Linked DNA regions of Mus musculus: all the other regions are linked to region 3. A link is a loop called in an ENCODE intact Hi-C map of the cell type or tissue named here. Cell type or tissue: left cerebral cortex. All regions are shown on one strand. Region 1 holds the start of 1700003L19Rik (RIKEN cDNA 1700003L19 gene). Region 2 has its middle 25 kb from the start of 4930414F18Rik. Region 3 has its middle 90 kb from the start of 4930414F18Rik. Region 4 overlaps 4930414F18Rik (a long non-coding RNA gene).

Region 1 (2,500 bases), 110 kb before region 3:
TAGATGAAAACACACAGTTCCTTCTGTGATGTGGTAATTCAAGGTTCAAAGACTCTCAAGCTGACCTCTTCAAGGCCATGGCACCCTGCACGTTAGTCTGAATCCTCTTCTGATATATTGCAAGTATTTAAGTAACATACATTATGCAGCCATACAAGGAAGACTAAAAGAAGAAAATCCAGGTGAATATACAGAAATTTACAGTGCAATCTAAAAGCACTAAGCCACTAAAAGCATTGATATAAGCCCTGTTGGGGTATAGAGTTACTTTGCCGGGCAAATCAAGAAAGATTTAAAGAGACCAGTGTGCCATGCTGTGATTTAGTTAACACCAAGAGAAAGATTTGAAAAAAGAAAATACCAACAGTTGTTGTCTCTGTGGACTAAAACTGCAGTCCACCTGCACAGCCTTCTAGGCTTTGTTTCAGTCACATGACTTATTACTACTGAAATAAATAGATGCTCAAAATGTGAACATCTCCTAGCTTCAGGGAAAATGAGTAAAACCTGACAAAATGAGTGCCCAGCTCTGATCTCAAACAAGTCTGTGTGGGTGCAGCTGCAATGAATGTTGGCTGTGGAGAACTGACAATGGCGGCCATGGCTCCCTTGCCTCATGGTATCGTTAGTTCATGCAGTGTCCCCTACCCCCACCCCCAGCTCCTTGGAGATCAAAGTGGAAGCTCCAGCTGGAGCTCTTTTCCTCTGCCTCTCCCGCCTCCTCAGAGCACTCTTTTGGTCAATCACTTGCATAACAGGATTGCAGGGGTTAAAGACAAGGCCCATAAAATATAGTGATTAAAGCCAGTACATAGTCTTTCTACATGATGTTCAGCGGTAACTATTTTCACACACGTGCATATGGAAACTAGAATCAGTCTCAGGTACTGTGCCTCAGGTGTTCTCCCCTCCTTAATTTGTTCTTTTTAAAACGGTCTCTAAGTGGTCTGGAACTCACTAAGTGGACTAACCTGCATGGTGAATGAGCCCCAGACGCCCCTGTCACTCCATCCCCAGCACTGGGATGTAAGAGCACACCACCACACCAGTGTTTTTATAAAGATCCTGGGAATAAACCCTGAAACTCTGTGCTTATAAGACAACTTATCTCCCCAGATCTCCTTCATTCTTTTGAAAGTTTAAAGATGACTCATTTCTCCAAATCTTGCATGAATTTACATTTTTCTTAAGAACAAGTCAGTTTTCTTATCAAACTGCAGTATATGCTACACAGAAGCCCCTACTGACCCCACAAGTACCTCCTCCATGCCACCTTCACCCTCACCATGACACCTACACAGAGCTGATCTCAGTCTCTTCTACTCACCACACCCCTTTCCACTGGGGAAAAGACTGTGTGCTTTCCTCTGCAATGCCCTAAACCCACCCCCACTATCTCCCTTCCAACTCCTCTCACATCTCCACCTTCTCCCTCCTATTTTCATATTCTTTCTTAAACCTACTGAGTCTGTTTTGTGCATCCAGTATCTATAAGGGAATAGGGCCATTCACAGGAACATGGCCAGGCTATCAGAGGCCGCATCTGAGTAAAGTAACTCTCCCTCAACAGTCATCAATTGTCAATAGCTCTTCAACGAAGGGTAGGACTTCATGAGCCCTGCCCACATCCACGCTGTAAGTTAGGCTGATATGACCTTGTGCAGGTCTTGTACATGCAGCCACAGACACCATGAGTTCATGCATATAAAGTCCCCGCTATGGCTGGAAAATGTTTCTTCGTAGCAGTCCTCCACTGTCTTGGCTCAGTCCTCCACTGTCCCTGGCTCTTGCAATCTCTTCACCCTCGGATAGTGTTTTCTATACCAAAAATGATCATTGAATATTTGTTGAATAAATAGATTTTTTGTTAATGACTATAACTAGCTAGAATTCAATACTAAATTTCACCCTAGTCTGCTTAACAACTAAATAAAGAATATAAATGATTCATTATTAAATCTTAGTGTCTTTAGGCAAAATAATTATTCATGAGACATAAAATGTCTGCTGCTGAAACAAAGGAAAATGTCCTATACCATGTGCCCATACAAAGTGATTTTTTTTTAAAATGAAGCAATCTGAAAACCATTCACATAAGTGAAACAATAAATTTAGTTTTCATAATTCATTGTGAAAAGGTTTATTATGCATCTATTATGTTCCAGGAGCCATGTGGTCCTTAGGCCAGCTAAACAATGATGAATAAGAATATATAAAATTTCTGTTCTCCCAGATTTTATCTTACAAATAAGCAGATAGAGGTCAATAAAGCAGTGGGGTGTGCAGAAGCACAACAAAGCAGAGAGACATACAGAGAAGAACGACACAGTGAGTAAACCTGGACCCAGGGGAAGAGAAAGTTGGTTTGACTTGAGAACTGAAGGCTTGGATTTTTCTAGGCGAAAAGAAGAGGGAAGGATGCTTCAAGAAGAAAATGTGGCATGTGACTCTGTTCCACGACAGGCTGCAGTAGCTCATTCAAATTGGCTAAAATCAAAAG
Region 2 (2,500 bases), 65 kb before region 3:
CCTCACCTAGAGATCCATCCCATATACAGTCACCAAACCCAGACACTATTGTGGATGCCAAGAAATGCTTGCAGGCAGGAGCCTGATATAGCTCTCTCCTGAGACGCTCTGCCAGAGCCTTACAAATACAGAGGCAGATGCTTGCAGTAAACCTTTGGACTGAGCATGGGGTCCTCAATGGGAGAGAAAGGACTGAATGAGTTGAATGGGGTTTGCAACCCTATAGGAAGAACAGCAATATCAACTAATCAGACCCCCAGAGCTCCCAGGGACTAAACCACCAACCAAAGAGTAAACATGGAGTGACCCATAGCTCCAGCCGCATATGTAGCAGAGGATGGCCTTGTCAGGCATCAATGGGAGGAGAGGTCCTTGGTCCTGTGAAGGCTCAATGCCCCAGTGTAGGGGATGTCAGACCAGGGAGGCAGGAGTGGGTGGGTGGGTGTGGGGATTCCCTCATAGAAGCAGGGAGAGGGGAAATGGGATAGGGGGTTTCTGCTGGGGGTAGGGGGACCAGGAAAGGTGATAACATTTGAAATGTAAATAAAGAAAATATCCAATAAAACACACACACTCACACACACACACACACACACACACACACAAACAAATGCCAAGTCTGCCCTGAATTCATACTAGAGACTAAAATCATTATGGCATTTATTTTCACGTGCCAACAAACCATTTTTAAATTACAAGTAAAGAAAAATACCATTTATTTCCAAGAGAATAAAAACAAATGCCAGCTTTGAGAGCAAGAGAGGAAAACAGCTTTGAGGGTCCTGAATAATAGAATGTGGATGCCACATTGATGCTTTTGTCTTTGTAAGTCTCTCCTAAGACAAAGGTGTGAGCTGGCACTCTCCATTCCTCCTCCTTCCTCTCTCCCCCCCTCCCTCTCTCCCTCCCCCTTCCTCTGTCTCTGTCTCATGTGTGTGTGTGTGTGTGTGTGTGTGTGTGTGTGTGTGTGTGTGTGTGTCTGGACTGTGTGACTGAGCTATAGAAATTACTCTATGGGCTGCCTCTCAGATGACTATGTATGAAACATCAGTCAAGGGAATCAGTTCAATCAACTTCCCTGTCTGGGTATAGAGGCTTCTAGAAAACCCTCAGGAAGGAACAATGAAGTCTTGATGAGTGACTTAGCACTGCACCCCTATATCAAGTTTTCTTATCCTCAATGGTGTTGACATTTGAAGCAGGATATTGTCTGTCCTGGAGGCCTGTCTTGTGCATGGTGGGATGTTCAGCCTCAGCAGTGTTCCTAGCTTCTACCCACTAGACACCAGTAGCACCCCCACCCACCTCTTGTCATTCAGTTGTGATAACTGAGAATGTTTCCAGACATTGCCAAATATCCCCCCCGCACCCCCCACCACCACCACCACAGATAAATTTGCCCCAGTGAGAACCACTGGCCTACAAGAGGCAGACTTAAGCCTGGACAGATTTCACTTCAGAGTTAAATCAGAGTGTTCAGTCCCACACATTCCTGAATCATATCTTGCTAACACCCACCCCTGCTCATAGGGACAACTGGTCGCCTTGTGGAGAGAAATCTGCTCAACCCTCGCCAAGCATAGAAAGATGATCTAGATGCAACGTTATCACTAGAGACAGTGATACACACGCATAGTTTATGGTTCTGATTAAAACTTGGTCCTTAGGGCATAAGCCACCCAGGCTCCTAGCACAGGGCAACCCCTCCGTCCTCCTCTTAATCACCTCTGCTCTTCTTATGGCTACCCACCCTCTCTTTCCACAGAAGCCACAAACTCAGCCCTTCATTGTGCCATCTTTAGCTCAATGATCCCAAGTTTCCTTCTGACCTAAGTGCCCACACTGAATGCTATCGTTTGATCCCTGCCAGCTGCTTGGCCTCTTCCCATAGATGATGCCTTGCTGCTAACACTTAGTAAGCCAAGAAAGAGCTCTCTCTTTCTACCCCCAGGGTTCCACAGTCAGTCTCTCTTCATTTATAAAAATGCCACCGACATGCCTAGTGTCACATGAGGTAGTAGCTCAGGAGTCATTCTTGAAAGGTCCTCCCTCAGTGTCATTCTCTGTTGTAGTGAAGCCCACCACTCATGCTTCTGCAAGGATTCTCATTAACCACATAGGGTCTCACAAAAACAAAAAGACATCAGAATAGAAAGAAGCCTTTGGAGAAGAAAAGGCAGTAATGGGGTGAGAAAAATAATTGTGAACATAACTAAAATCAATTGTACATATAAGTGAAATTACCAATGAAATTTTTAAATCTATAAAAAATAATTAAAGAGACTCTTTCCTCTTTTCTCTCTTTGCAATATGCAATATAATCCAGGCATGGATCCTCCACCCACTGCAGCTCTGAGACCCGGTGTGAGCCTATGATTAGGAGCCAGAAATGTCATTGGCCTGTCATGCAGATCAATGATGCCCCTGGAGCAGTACAGAAAGCAAGTGCAGGACCATACCCAGGAGTTCTCCTTCTGTGTTCCAACCTGCATCACCTCTC
Region 3 (2,500 bases):
CAAAGGTCACCACTCTTGATTATTCTCAAGTTGAATTTATTTCCAAATTCTGATAAAAGTTCAGGGGCCCTTTTGGCTAACAACTGTTCAGCACCTCTAAATTAATAGGCAGCATGCTATTTCATAGAGAGAAAAGGAGTCTGAAGTTAATGGGACATTACCTTTAATGTCATCTCACATTTGCACCGTATGTTGTCTGTTCTCAGCCAAGCCTTCCCTTTGGAGATCTCTCATCGTTCTTCAGCTCCAGTGTCACCTTTCCCTGGGGTCTTTCCTGGTCACGCTGTTATTATGTCCTCATGCAAGAAGTCCCCGAATCTTACCTATGCACATGTACATGCATGTGTATGCATGGTGCATGTAACTGTGCATGCATGTGGAAGATAGAGGATAAGGTTAGGTGCCCTGCCCTATCACTGTCTATTCTCTCACTAAACCTGGAGCTGAGGAGGGAATCGAGAGCTCCAGAACTCTTCCTAACTACATCACTCTCCCGTACAGTCCTGGGGGTTATCTGTGGCCACAGCCAGCTTTTTACATGGGCACTGAGAATTCAAACTCGAATCTTCATGCTTACACAATATGTGCTCCTACCTGCCAAGCATCTCCCAGCCCCATGTTTTAGTTTCCTGGCAATGTTCACCTGTGCCTGAAGTTGTGTGTTCAATTGATCACTTGTTTGTACTTTGCTCCTGCCCTCCTAACTGTTGAAATTCTCAAATGCTTCCTCCATGCTCAGACCTCCAGCAGGCACACTGTTGAAGCTATATAAATATTCATGGGAAGAATGAATGACCAGATGTCTTCCACAGTAGGCAGAGCTAGCTGACAAACACCTTCAGTGGTAAACAGTCTATTTCAACCCAGGGTTCTGTAATGGGAACTTCCAAGAGATCTCTCCTTCCTCGGTGGTAAGCACATACCACGCAACTCTGATCAATGATCATCAAAACTGGCATACGGAGGAGAGTTCAGCAGGGCTTACAGTTATGCTACACAGTATGTTGCGATCACTTTAAGGGGAACAGATACAAGGAAAGGAAGTGTTCATTGCCAGCAAAAAGGGGATATCCCAGTTTAGGGAAATGCTCTACCTTACAGTGTTTCTGGACAAAATGAAGCAAAGAACAAACGGGCGACAACAGGTATATGATGGAGATTCAGGCTCACATTCCTCCGTACTCTTTCTCTTCCTACTTTGAAAGACAGGCTTCTAGACTGAACCTTCAGCAGCTCAAAGGGTATACAGCACTGTGTATCTGATAAATCTCCACCCTCGGCCTTTGGGGAGAACAGAGGAGGTGTTTGGGGTAGATGGTGAAATGCCACATAGTCATCTTCGAAAATAGCAAGAACACAGATGGGTGCATATCAAATGTGCCTCAAGCACATGACTGGGCCACCTCCCTTCTCACCCAGCCAAACATCCATCTTTTAAAAGCTGCCAAATATAATTGTCCCCTGACAGCTTTCCACCTCCCGGCTGGGGAGAGAGGGTCTTGAAGGCCATCTGAATGTTGAGATACTTCTAGAAGGACCTTGGAATATCATGAGTTGTCTGCCTTTAAAAACAAACTGCTGTATAGAAGACCTCTATTTATCTGGGGAGGCCGTTAGAGATGGGTGATGAAATGGGGGTACACAAGAGAAGCATAAGGGAGCAGAGGCTGTTGGTCACAATGTCAGGTTAGAATAGATAAGGATGCTGCATGGAGAGCCTGGCACGAGGAAGAGAATGAGGAGGATGAAGTGTCGTCTCAGTCAGGGTTTCTATTCCTGCACAAACATCATGACCAAGAAGCAAGTCGGGGAGGAAAGGGTTTATTCAGCTTACATTTTTCCACATTGCTGCTGATCACCAAAGAAAGTCAAGACTGGAACTCAAACAAGTCAGAAAGCAGGAGCTGATGCAGAGGCCATGGAGGGATGTTCTTTACTGGCTTGCTTCCCCTGGCTTGCTCAGCCTGCTCTCTTATAGAACCCAAGACTACCAGCCCAGAGATGGTCCCACCCACAATGGGATCTTCCCCCTTGATCACTAACTGAGAAAATGCCTTACAGTTGGATCTCATGGAGGCATTTTCCCAACTGAAGCTCCTTTCTCTGTGATAACTCCAGCTTGTGTCAAGTTGACACACAAAACAAGCCAGTACAAGGGCAAAAGGAAGAAGAGGAAAAAGTGAAGAGGAGGGGGATTGAGGGGAGAAGGAAGGGTGTGTTGGTGGGTGCATATTGGGAGAGTGGAGCTAGAATACCATCTCCCCACTCCTTACCATAGAACTGAGAAGATATAAACTTTCTATTACCAGACCCCCACACTCTGCTCACAGCAAGATATTAATTCTTTCTAGCTCAGGTACTCATCGAAGCCCTTCCTGGATCATTTTCAAGCAGCACATTCTCAAAAGGCCCCGTCCTTTGTGAACAGCCTTCTAGGAACTCCGCCTGCCCCCCAAGCTAGGAGGAAAGAACTCTCCTTTGGGTAAATGCGTTGCCCACA
Region 4 (2,500 bases), 120 kb before region 3:
GTCTGGAGCCACACTTTAAAACACTGGTGGAGCTCACCACAATGTACCTTCATTCAGTCTATCTTTTTAGGGTGGACGTGGGTTTGACTCTTTTTCCTTCCATGTGTAGGCATGTTTATGAGTGCGTATGTTTTTTACTATGTGGCCCAGACTGTCCCAAACTTAAGATGCTGTCCAGGCTTGATTCAAACTCTGGATCCTCTGCCTCAACTTCCTATGCTGGGATGATTTCAAGCATGTATCAATATACCCAAGTGACTGCCTACTGTGTCCCATTTGTTATTATGAATTGCTTACTAGACAATTAAGGCAGTGAAATAGCACTTTTTATTAAGATGTTATTGCAGCAAACAGTTGTGTATGTCTACCTTTGTGTGTAATGTTACTGGATTTTAGAAGACAAAAATGCTGAAAAGTCACTTAGCAGTATGACAATTCAAAGAGTACCTTGCGGTCCTGCAACAACACTTAAAATAGGGTACTCCTCTGTGTGTCCTCCCTTCAACCCTACCTTTCTTCTTTTACAATAGATTTTAGGACAAAGCTTTGGGAAGAAAAAAAATCAACAAAGTTTTTGTAATGCCCAAAGGGCACAGGGATTTGTTTCTGCCAATGACTGTGGAGGGTGAGCTGTCACAGTACCTCTACCAAAGATGCCTAGTATAAGCCTGGAGACTGTGTGCTTTGGCCCAATTTCCTTTGGCTTTTTTGAGGATTCTGATCTGAGGAAGCTCTTAATGATGTGAAATATTTGCAACCTGATTCCCTCAGCTAAGCATCTAAAGTGAGGCACCCTCATTGGCCAGCCCTGCTCTTCATCCCTTTGTCTCAGACACAGCCAGTAGTACTTTGGGATCTGTTCTTTGGTGTTGCCTTAGTCTTCTGCATTACATTCCCTCTGAAGTGCCCAGTGTACAGTAAACATGAAGGAAAAGGGTAGACGAGACTTTGATCTCTGTCCAGTAAGCTGGGCAGAAGATTCAAAAGTCTTTCCTAGTGCTTCCATCCCTGTTGCTGGCACAGACAGGAAACTTAGCATATCACAACAGACAGATCTGTGGGATAGCTCTGTGGGAGAGGGTATTTGCCAATAGACTTAATGATCTGAGTTCCTGAACTTGATCCCCAGGCTCCACATGGTAGAAAAAGAGGACTAACTTCCCACAACTTGTCATCTGAAATCACCTTTCATATGCTGCTATAGCTAAGGGGGGATATGTAATAATGTTACACAGGAAGTGACACAGTAGGGGATCCTTTTCAGGATGGATATGTTAAAATTTTCCTTTCCTGTCTGCAAGGGATAGAAATAAAATCCCTCATCTTTTCACCGAAGCTCAAACAGAATGCAGAAGCAGCAGTAGGTGAAACAGAATACTCCATAGAAATAGAGAAGTTATTTCTGGATAATTGGCAGCAGACATGTTGCTGAGCACATGGGAGGAAGGGTCTCCATGGCAACACAGTTGATGATGGCTTCATATTTAAATAAAATGTTGAGCTTTTCTACTTCCAGAGACAGACTTCTCAGTAATTTGGTATTAAGTTCTCTAGCTCAGGAAAAGCATTCTAGCTGAGGATACAAAAGGCAAGAGGAAGATAAGGAAAGAGAGAAAATTTCAAGCCAAGATCCCACTGTCCATGCAGCGTCTTGTACATAACTATGCTCATATTGAGAGTAAGACATTATACAACATGTATTCATTCTCGGTAAGTACCTTTTATTCTTCACAGAGAGTTTTAAGATCCAGCTACAGATGAGCAGAGGCCCAGCTCATAAAAAGATCTCACGTCTGTGGTAGTTTCAGGTTGACAAGCAGCCTTGTAGAATTCTCTTTTCTTTGAATCATCAGAGTAGACAACATACTCCTCTCATAGCAAAATACATCAGTTTATAGTGTACATTTTGATGTGTTACTACTGCTTGGAAATATAATGAGCTATGGCATAATAATGATTTTGCTGCTCCATGGAGTTTGCTCCCCTACTCGTTCCTCCTTAAAATTGGCCAAAGGTAGATCTGTAAACTCATATCACCACTACATACCGCACGCTGGTAGCCTTGACCAGCTCCTGACAACCCACTGGCCATTACACTTCCACCAACTGAGTCTTTTTTAAAGATCCAGTAAAAATAAAATTGTTTTCTCAGTGTATAGCCTTTAACTGCTACTTTTCAAACTGCTAAGAGTCTTTTAGTCTATAACATATAGATCTTATAAACAGTCATATTATGATATTTATAAGAATCTAGCCTGGGGAGCTCATTCAATAGGTAATGTTCTTGCTGTATAAGCATGAAGACTTGAATTTCGATCCCCAGCACCCAAGTCAAGAGCCTAATGTGACCATCTACTTCTGTAGCCAACGGGGGAGGTAGACACAGACAGATTCCAGGGGCTACCCAGCCAAGGAGTCCAGCCTAAATGGCAAGGTCTAGGTTGAGTGAGAGATGCAATCTCAAAAACTAAGATGGTGAGCAATAAAAGAAAACAATGAG

Evidence for each region. A loop is a pair of places that touch in the nucleus more often than their neighbours do. Peaks named below come from ENCODE experiments on the same cell type or tissue, not always from the same donor. Only the 100,000 strongest peaks of a DNase experiment are listed, where the experiment ranks them.
Region 1: it touches region 3 in a loop (2.6-fold over the local background); 2 of 42 quality-filtered maps call a loop at or near these places.
Region 2: a loop joins it to region 3, with 2.5 times the contacts of the local background. A loop is called at or near these places in 2 of 42 quality-filtered maps.
Region 4: a loop joins it to region 3, with 2.3 times the contacts of the local background. A loop is called at or near these places in 2 of 42 quality-filtered maps.

The regions. Positions count from the first base shown.
Region 1 is chr16:12,811,341-12,813,840 of GRCm38, forward strand. All of the region lies in intron 1 of 4930414F18Rik (a long non-coding RNA gene), which reads right to left. It overlaps 1700003L19Rik (RIKEN cDNA 1700003L19 gene), which reads left to right and starts at 50. Exons shown (of 5, transcript NR_040507.1): 1 at 50-182. In left cerebral cortex, no CTCF peak of the experiment used is centred here; a DNase peak (open chromatin) is centred at 1,284.
Region 2 is chr16:12,858,673-12,861,172 of GRCm38, forward strand. No RefSeq gene overlaps it. Among named protein-coding and RNA genes, the nearest start is that of 4930414F18Rik, 25 kb to the left of the region's middle. In left cerebral cortex, a CTCF peak has its summit at 1,545; DNase peaks (open chromatin) are centred at 88, 1,439 and 1,894; H3K27ac peaks cover 909 bases.
Region 3 is chr16:12,923,572-12,926,071 of GRCm38, forward strand. No RefSeq gene overlaps it. Among named protein-coding and RNA genes, the nearest start is that of 4930414F18Rik, 90 kb to the left of the region's middle. In left cerebral cortex, no CTCF peak of the experiment used is centred here; DNase peaks (open chromatin) are centred at 942, 1,326 and 1,844; H3K27ac peaks cover 862 bases.
Region 4 is chr16:12,799,062-12,801,561 of GRCm38, forward strand. The region is part of intron 1 of 4930414F18Rik (a long non-coding RNA gene); the gene reads right to left. Among named protein-coding and RNA genes, the nearest start is that of 1700003L19Rik, 11 kb to the right of the region's middle. In left cerebral cortex, no CTCF peak of the experiment used is centred here; a DNase peak (open chromatin) is centred at 1,431; H3K27ac peaks cover 1,905 bases.